2 separate regions of the Homo sapiens genome follow, and region 2 is linked to region 1. The links are chromatin contacts, found by Hi-C or POLR2A ChIA-PET in ENCODE. All regions are on one chromosome and are shown on one strand. The core of a region is the stretch at or near the end of the contact, and the rest is flanking DNA. Distances in the headings are between cores, read along the strand shown. Region 1 overlaps LINC02323 (long intergenic non-protein coding RNA 2323). Region 2 overlaps TRAF3 (TNF receptor associated factor 3).

Region 1 (3,717 bases), core at 1,065-3,564:
TTACAGGCACACAGCACCATGCCCGGCTAGTTTTTCTATTTTTAGTAGAGAAAGGGTTTCACCATGTTGGTCAGGCTAGTCTCGAACTCCTGACCTCGTGATCTGCCCGCTTCGGCCTCCCAAAGTGTTGGGATTACAGGCATGAGCCACCACACCCGGCTGTCTTCCTTATTTTTTTAAATGCCAGCTGTTTTATGCACAATTGTCCCAAACTAGAAACAACCCAATTATCCATCAACTGGTAAAGGAATAAACTAATGTGTTATCTTTGTTTGTTTATTTAATTTTGATACAGGGTCCCACTCTGTCGCCCAGGCTGGAGTACAGTGGAGAGATCACAGGTAACTACAGCCTAAACCTCTTGGGCTCAAGTGATCTTCCCACCTCGGGCACACCTGGCTAATTTTTTTTTTTAATTGAATGTGGTATATTATTTAAAAGGAATGCTGGCCAGGTGTGGTGGCTCATGCCTGTCTGTAATCCCAACACTTTGGGAGGCCAAGGTGGGTGGATCACCTGAGGTCAGGAGTTCAATATCAGCCTGGCCAACATGGTGAAACCCTGTCTCTACTAAAAATACAAAAGTTAGCCATGCGTGGTGGCGCACGCCTGTAATCTCAGCTACTTGGGAGGCTGAAACACGAGAATTGCTTGAAACTGGGAGGCAGAGGTTGCAAAGTAAACCAAGTTTATGCCACTGTGTTCCAGCCTGGGCGACAGAGCGAGACTGTCTCAAAAAAAAAAAGAAAAAAAAAACTATAATGGTAAATTTTGCTATGTATATTTTTATCAGTGTTTAAAAAAAAACATAACAAACTCTCCCTTGGCTCTGCCATGCTCCTTATAGGGCAGGCTACTGTAAAATGAAACTACGGGCCAGGCACGGTGGCTCATGCCTGTAATCCCAGCACTTTGGGAGGCCAAGATGGGTGGATCACCTGAGGTCGGGAGTTCGAGACCAGCCTGACCAATATGGAGAAACCCCCGTCTCTACTAAAAATACAAATTTAGTCGGGTGTGGTGGCACATGCCTGTAATCCCAGCTACTTGGGAGGCTGAGGCAGGAGAATCACTTGAACCCAGGAGTCGGAGGTTGCAGTTGAGCCGAGATCATAGCATGCCATTGCACTCCAGCCTGGGGGACAAGAGCGAAACTCTGTCTCACAAAAAAAAAAAAAAAAAAAAAAAAAGGAAGAAAGGAAGGAAGGAAAGAGAGAGAAAGAAACTACAGGGACTCTTGTTAAAAAATTATTAAGAATTTCAAGATGGCAACAGCAGCATATTAAAACCAAGTGTGGTCTCTTCTAGGCTCAGGACCCTATGGGATTGCACAGGTCGCAGCCCAAGCGCAGTACTTGCGCACAGGTCCCAGCCCCTTCCCTCTCTGGGACTTGTCTTCTGGCCCCTCACTCCTGCGATGAGCTTTTCTTTCAGCTGGTGAAAGGCCGCAGACTTCGAACCTCTGGGCCTTTGTCCAGGACGTTCCCTCAGCGCTCAGTGCCCTTCCTGGTGGCCTCCTACATCTTCAGATCCCGGCTGAGCTCTGCTTAAATCCGGGACCGGGTAGTCACTGGGGCAGCCACTTGGCTGGGGCGAGGCCACCTCGCTTTGGGTCTTGTCGCGCCCAGGCCAGCGCCAGCCCAGGCTTGCCATGGACTGGCTCCTGGGCGTTAGATGAATGAATCGACTCAACCCGGGCCGCCACGTTGTGTTCAGAACACCGACAGTCGCTCCCAGGCAACCAGCACCTGCTGCGCCCCGTTTCCAGCGACCTCCCCAACCGCGTGGACTCGCATCCACGTGCCCGGCGGGGCCGCAGCAGAAAGGCTCGGACCCCCCAGGACGATCGGCCGGTGGGGGCCGGTGGGGCCGCAGACTCGGGGGGCGGGGGGCGCCAGGCTTCCGGGTCCTGCCCCCGCCCCGTGGGGAACAGCAGGACGGCGCCGAGGCCGTTTCGCTTTCCTCCGCGCCCATTTGCCGGGAGGGGACCCCGTGCTCCGACCTGAAGGTGACGGCAGAGCCTGCGGGAGGCCTAGGCCGGTCCCGCCCTACGGGTCCCGGGGGCGACCCTCGCGCTGACATTGGCGTCCAGGCCGCGGCCCCTGCCTCCGCGCCCACCCACGCCGGGCCTGGCCCTCGCTCCCCCGGGAAAAGCCCCGCCGGCGGCCGCGAGAGCGCGGAAGCGCAGCCGTAGTGACCGCGAGACAAAGACCCGGCGGCGGGGGAGGCGGCGGAGAGACCCCGCCAGCGCGGAGACCCCAGGGAAGCTTCTCTGGAAGACCTGGTGCTGGTCCGCTCTCCCGGGACCTCATTTTCCTTATGTGGACAACGGGGGCGGGGTCACAGCAGCCCCTCGGGCTTATAGCCGGGTTGTTCTTTCCTTAAATCTCCTCCCTCTGCCAAAATAAAAAACCCCACAGGGCAAGGCGCGGTGGCTCACGCCTGTAATCCCAGCACTTTGGGAGGCCGAGGCAGGTGGATCACCTGAGGTCAGGAGTTCGAGACCAGCCTTACCAATTTGGTGAAACCCCGTCTCTACTAAAAATACAAAAATTAGCTGGACGTGGTGGCCGGCGCCTGTAATCCCAGCTACTCGGTAGGCTGAGATAGGAGAATTGCTTGGACCCGGGAGGCTAAGGTCAGTGAGCCGAGATCGTGCCACTGCACTCCAGCCTGGGCGACAGAGGGAGACTCCGTCTCAAAAAAAAGAAAAAAAAAAAAAAACCCACAGCGTCCCGGAGGGGCCTGAGGAGTTGTGAGGGGCCGCCTCCGCCTCCAGCATCTGGCATCTGGAGGAGGAGGCTGAGGCTGAGGTGAGGGTGAGGGTGGGTGACCCGCACCTGTCCAGGCCCAGGTTGCCTGCTCCCAGCTTGGGCTGGGCAGTGGGGCAGGGCCATGATCCCGCCAGTGCTGTGGTTAGCCCTACACCTGGCCTGGCTGAGGACAGCGAACCTGGCAGGTCCAACCTGGGCCCTCCCAGCCTAGGATCTCCAAGGCCTCGTCTCAGTCACCATCAGCTGCTCTAGGGTGCAGTGGGGCCCAAGGAGGATTGGGCCTGATCTCTGCCCCCCAGAGCCCATGGACCCAGGACTGGGCCCACCAGGCGTGTCGCAGGCATAGGGTCAGTGGCTTCTCAACAGCTGCTGGCCCCGGCGCCCCTCACCACCCCACCTCCACTGGTCAGAACCACCACACTGCCAGAGACTGGGTTTCCCTGCAGTTCTGACCAGTGGGGATGGGGTGAGGTGGAAGGGACATTGCTTGGCCGGGCACGGTGGCTCACACCTGTAATCCCAGCACTTTGGGAGGCCAAGGCAGGTGGATCACTTGAGGTCAGGGGCTCAAGATCAGCCTGGCCAACATGGTAAAACCCCATCTCTACTAAAAATGCAAAAATTAGCCAGGCATGGTGGTTTGCACCTGTAATCCCAGCTACTCGGGAGGCTGAGGCAGGAGAATTGCTCAAACCCAGGAGGCGGAGGTTGCAATGAGCCAAGATTATGCCATTGCACTCTAGCCTGGGTGACAGAGCGAGACTGTCTCCAAAACAACAACAAAAAAGGCAGAGGAGTGGGGAGTCTGGATGGCTCCGCTGGTCCAGCCCACCCCTCAGGGGACAGACTGGTTGACTTGACGGGTTCACTGAGAGTGCTAGGACCGGCCCCAGGTGTAGTGCCCTCCCTGCGGTGTCCTGAGGTAAAGCCTGCCACTCTGAGC
Region 2 (3,731 bases), core at 398-2,897, 250 kb after region 1:
ACCACTGGGTCTGGGACAGTGGTTCTCATCCAGAGATGGAGTTGGTGGGGTGGGGGTGGGGTGCAGTTTCGTACCCTAGGGGGCATTTTGCAGTGTCTGGAAACCTTCAGAAGTGGGGTGGGGGATGCCACTGGCATTGGTAAGTAGAACGAGGGATGCTGTGAACACCCTGCAGTGCTCAGCATATCCCTACAGCAAAGAGTTTTCGGGTTCAAAATGTTAGTTGCGCCAAGGTTGAGAAACCGTGGCTTGGAAATTGTTCATTCACCATACTCTTCTTGATTTCTAGTGAATGTATGACTGTTAAGATTTTATGTTTTCATAAGGTGAGGTACTTTCTACAGAAATTCAGTCTCTTTAGTCATTAAACAGCAGAGGGCACTTGGAGGCTAGAGTGCCCAGAAGTCCATCAAGCCAGTCTGGATAAACCCTTCCCAACATGCCATAATTTACATCAAAACTTTGGTTAGCAGAATGGGAATTTTTGAGTAGATACCATTAGAAAAATAAAATAATTTTCCAGCTGTGGTTCCCAAGTTCCCCAAACTTATGTCTTTAGTCCAAGCTGCCCCTTGAGCTTCAGCTTCGGACCTGCATATTTATTTAACAGCTATTGAGTCCTTGGTATGTGCCGGGCACCCTCCTGTGTACCAGGGCATGGCAGGAAATGATATGGGCAGCTCCCTGTAGTCATGAGGCCTGTGTTCTAAGGCAGACCTTGAAGACAGGGAAGTCCATGTGCTGATTCCAGAAGAATAGAGGGGGCCTGGCAGGGCTGGGGGGAGGTCAAGAGTGGAGTGCTTCATACAGCTGGTCTCAGAGGGGCTCATTGTCCCGGACCTGCAGGACAAGGAGGCGTTTTGTCCACAAACCTTGAGAGTGAGTGAATGGGGCATGACTGGGGCCACTGGGTGTTATTGCTTGAATGACACCTAACCTGTCTCTAGTGAAGCTCTTGATTCCTCCCTACCCCCATCCAGATGCTAGAAGACTGGGGAGCATTTCTTGGTCCCTCTTCTCTCACAATCTGTCGTTGGTGCTCACTTCTGCACCCTGTTTTCCCACGTCCCTGGTCCCCAGCCCAGGCAAGCCTTCTGCTGATGCCGGTGGCCCCAACTTGTCTATCCACTTCACCCCAGTTTTCTCCAGGCCTTTCTCCATGCTGCTGTCAGAGAGATCTAAACATAGGTGGCCTCCTGCCCTTCCCTGAAAACCCTTTACGGCCTCTGACTGCATTCAGTGCACCCTGCATTCCTCCTGATAAGGTCTTGCGTCTCCCTGCTGCCCCAGCTTCAGCCCCAGGAGCCTGCCTGCCCAGGAGGCCATCATTGTTCCCCCTGGACACTGCCTGTCCTGCCTGCTGCCTTGTCCTCCTTTCTCCAGGGGCCTGGGGCCTCAGTCTCTCCATGCCTGCACCTGGAGTCCTGTTGCCTGTGTCCTACAGTTTCCTCCTCAGCCATCCCCACAGGGCTGTGTCCCTTTCTACTAGCCATGTTTATTTTCTTGTGGAGATGGGGTCTTGCTATGCTGCCCAGGCCGGTCTTGGTCTCCTGGCCTCAAGCAGTCCTCTTGCTTTGGCCATCTTTAGATGATAACTCACTCACCTGTGCTGCCTTTCACTTGGAGGATGGGTGGATGATTCACAGGGACCTGCCCTCCTTCCCGCAGAGTTGGGGTTTTTGTGTAGGGGATTTTTCTGTCAGTTATTTTTTCCTCACCTTTCAGAGTATTAAAAGAACTAAGCCATTAGTGGTGAGGCATGAGGGCAGCGACCACAGCTCCAGGGGAGCTCTCTTATCCCTACAGCTGGCAAATGTTCCACCCTGTTTTTATGGCACACAGAAAGGTAGGCGCATAGTGATGTTGTTAGTAAGCTTTTGAAGTAGAGCATGGTGAGTTAGTTGGCCTTTTTACGAAAAAGGAAATGGAAAACTAGCACCATGGCCTTGGCATAATTACTCCAACATGCAAATCAGTACTGGAAGGAAGTTGAGGCAGCATACCTCTATGCTCCACTAGTCCTTAAGACACGTCTGAAAGAAATGAAATTTTATTTTGTTAGAGGTGAAGGAATGCATGGATGGAATGCATGGTCCAGGTGTTTATAACTGTGCATTTATTTGGCGGTTGTTTTGGATGGACAGGAAGTGGGAGGGGAGGGCACAGAGAGTCACTTTGGCCACGTCCCTGGTTTGCCACAGGCTGATACTGGAGCATTCCTAAGTTTCGCAATGGAGATGGATGTGAAAGAAGAACACACTAGGCCAGGTGCGGTGGCTCACACCTGTAATCCCAGCACTTTGGGAGGCTGAGACAGGCGAATCACCTGAGGTCAGGAGTTTGAGACTAGCCTGGCCAAGATGGTGAAACCCCACCTTTACTACAAATACAAAAATTAGCCGGGTGTGGTGGCACATGCCTGTAATCTTAGCTACTCAGGAGGCTGAGGCAGGAGAATTGCTTGAACCCAGGAGGCAGAGGTTGAAGTGAGCCGAGATTGTGCCACTGCACTCCAGCCTGGGCAACAGAGCGAGACTCCATCTCAAAAAAAAAAAAAAAGAAAAGAAGAACCATACTAGTCAGGTGCTAGAGGGCTTCCAAGGCAGCCTCCAAGGGAAGGAAATGTCTGAGAAGTTATTTAAGAGGATTTGTTGGAACAGAAAAACTTCCAAATTGGTCTAGAAGGTGGACCCTAGCTATAGACGCATTTTACAGGACATAATGTAAATATTAAAGGCACATTTTCAGTATTTGGGGAAAATATGTCCTCTGAGTCGAATGACCAATGGCTGTTTCTAGAAAAATTTTAGTTGTAGTTTTAATTTGATTGTCTTGAGCATGGTGATAGATTGACTTTTTTTTTTTTTAAGACAGTCTTACGCTGTTGCCCAGGCTGCAGTGCAGTGGCACGATCTCAGCTCACTGCAGCCTCCACCTCTTGGGTTCAAGTGATTCTCCTGCCTCAGCCTCCCGAGCAGCTGGGATTACAGGTGCGCGCCATCACACCCAGCTAATATTTATTTATTTATTTATTTTGAGATGGCGTCTCGCTCTGTCACCCAGGCTGGAGTGCAGTGGCGCGATCCCTGCTTACTGCAGCTTCTGCCTCCCAGGTTCGAGAGATTCTCCTGCCTCAGCCTCCCAAGTAGCTGGGACTACAGGTGCGTGCCACTACACGCGGCTAATTTTTTGTATTTTTAGTAAAGACTGGGTTTCACTGTGTTAGCCAGGATGGTCTTAATCTCCTGACCTCGTGATCTGCCTGCCTTGGCCTCTCAAAGTGCTGGGATTACAGGCATGAGCCACTGTGCCTGGCCGCACCCGGCTAATTTTTGTATTTTTAGTAGAGACGGGGTTTCACCAGTTGGCCAGGCTGGTCTGAAACTCCTCACCTCAGGTGATCTGCCTGCTTCAGCCTCCCAAAGTGCTGAGATTACAGGCGTGAGCCACCGCGCCTGGCCTAGAGTGACTTTCTTAAAGCTCTGTGTCTCCTGGAAATGGAATGTATCCCAAATGAGGATTATTTTTAAGCTTTATAATAAAATCTTTCACAGCATAGACTTTTTTTTTTTTTTTTTTTTTGAGACGGAGTCTTGCTCTGTTGCCCAGGCTGGAGTTCAGGGGCGCAATCTCGGCTCACTGCAAGCGCCGCCTCCCAGGTTCATGCTATTCTCCTGTCTGTCTCCTGAGTAGCTGGGACCACAGGCGCTCGCCACCACACCCGGCTAATT

What was found. A loop is a pair of places that touch in the nucleus more often than their neighbours do. ChIA-PET counts read pairs that join two places held with the same protein, here RNA polymerase II (POLR2A). Pooled maps may share reads with other maps.
Region 2: a loop to region 1 is called in a pooled map, with 2.2 times the contacts of the local background. The contact joins two enhancer-like sites. A Hi-C loop is called at or near these places in 2 of 50 pooled maps. POLR2A ChIA-PET finds 5 or more read pairs at or near these places in 5 of 52 experiments (BJ, GM10248, HepG2 and 2 more).

The regions. Positions count from the first base shown.
Region 1 is chr14:102,553,402-102,557,118 of GRCh38, forward strand. It overlaps LINC02323 (long intergenic non-protein coding RNA 2323), which reads left to right. Exons shown (of 3, transcript NR_146561.1): 3 at 1,309-2,425. Among named protein-coding and RNA genes, the nearest start is that of LINC02323, 10 kb to the left of the region's middle. RefSeq lists silencers at 1,734-1,803, 1,844-2,263 and an enhancer at 2,945-3,445. Within about 2 kb of position 2,315, at least 23 of the 41 ENCODE cell types and tissues checked have a DNase peak (open chromatin) inside an H3K27ac peak, as active enhancers do.
Region 2 is chr14:102,805,969-102,809,699 of GRCh38, forward strand. All of the region lies in intron 1 of TRAF3 (TNF receptor associated factor 3), which reads left to right. Among named protein-coding and RNA genes, the nearest start is that of TRAF3, 30 kb to the left of the region's middle. RefSeq lists a silencer at 3,716-3,731. Within about 2 kb of position 1,648, at least 7 of the 41 ENCODE cell types and tissues checked have a DNase peak (open chromatin) inside an H3K27ac peak, as active enhancers do.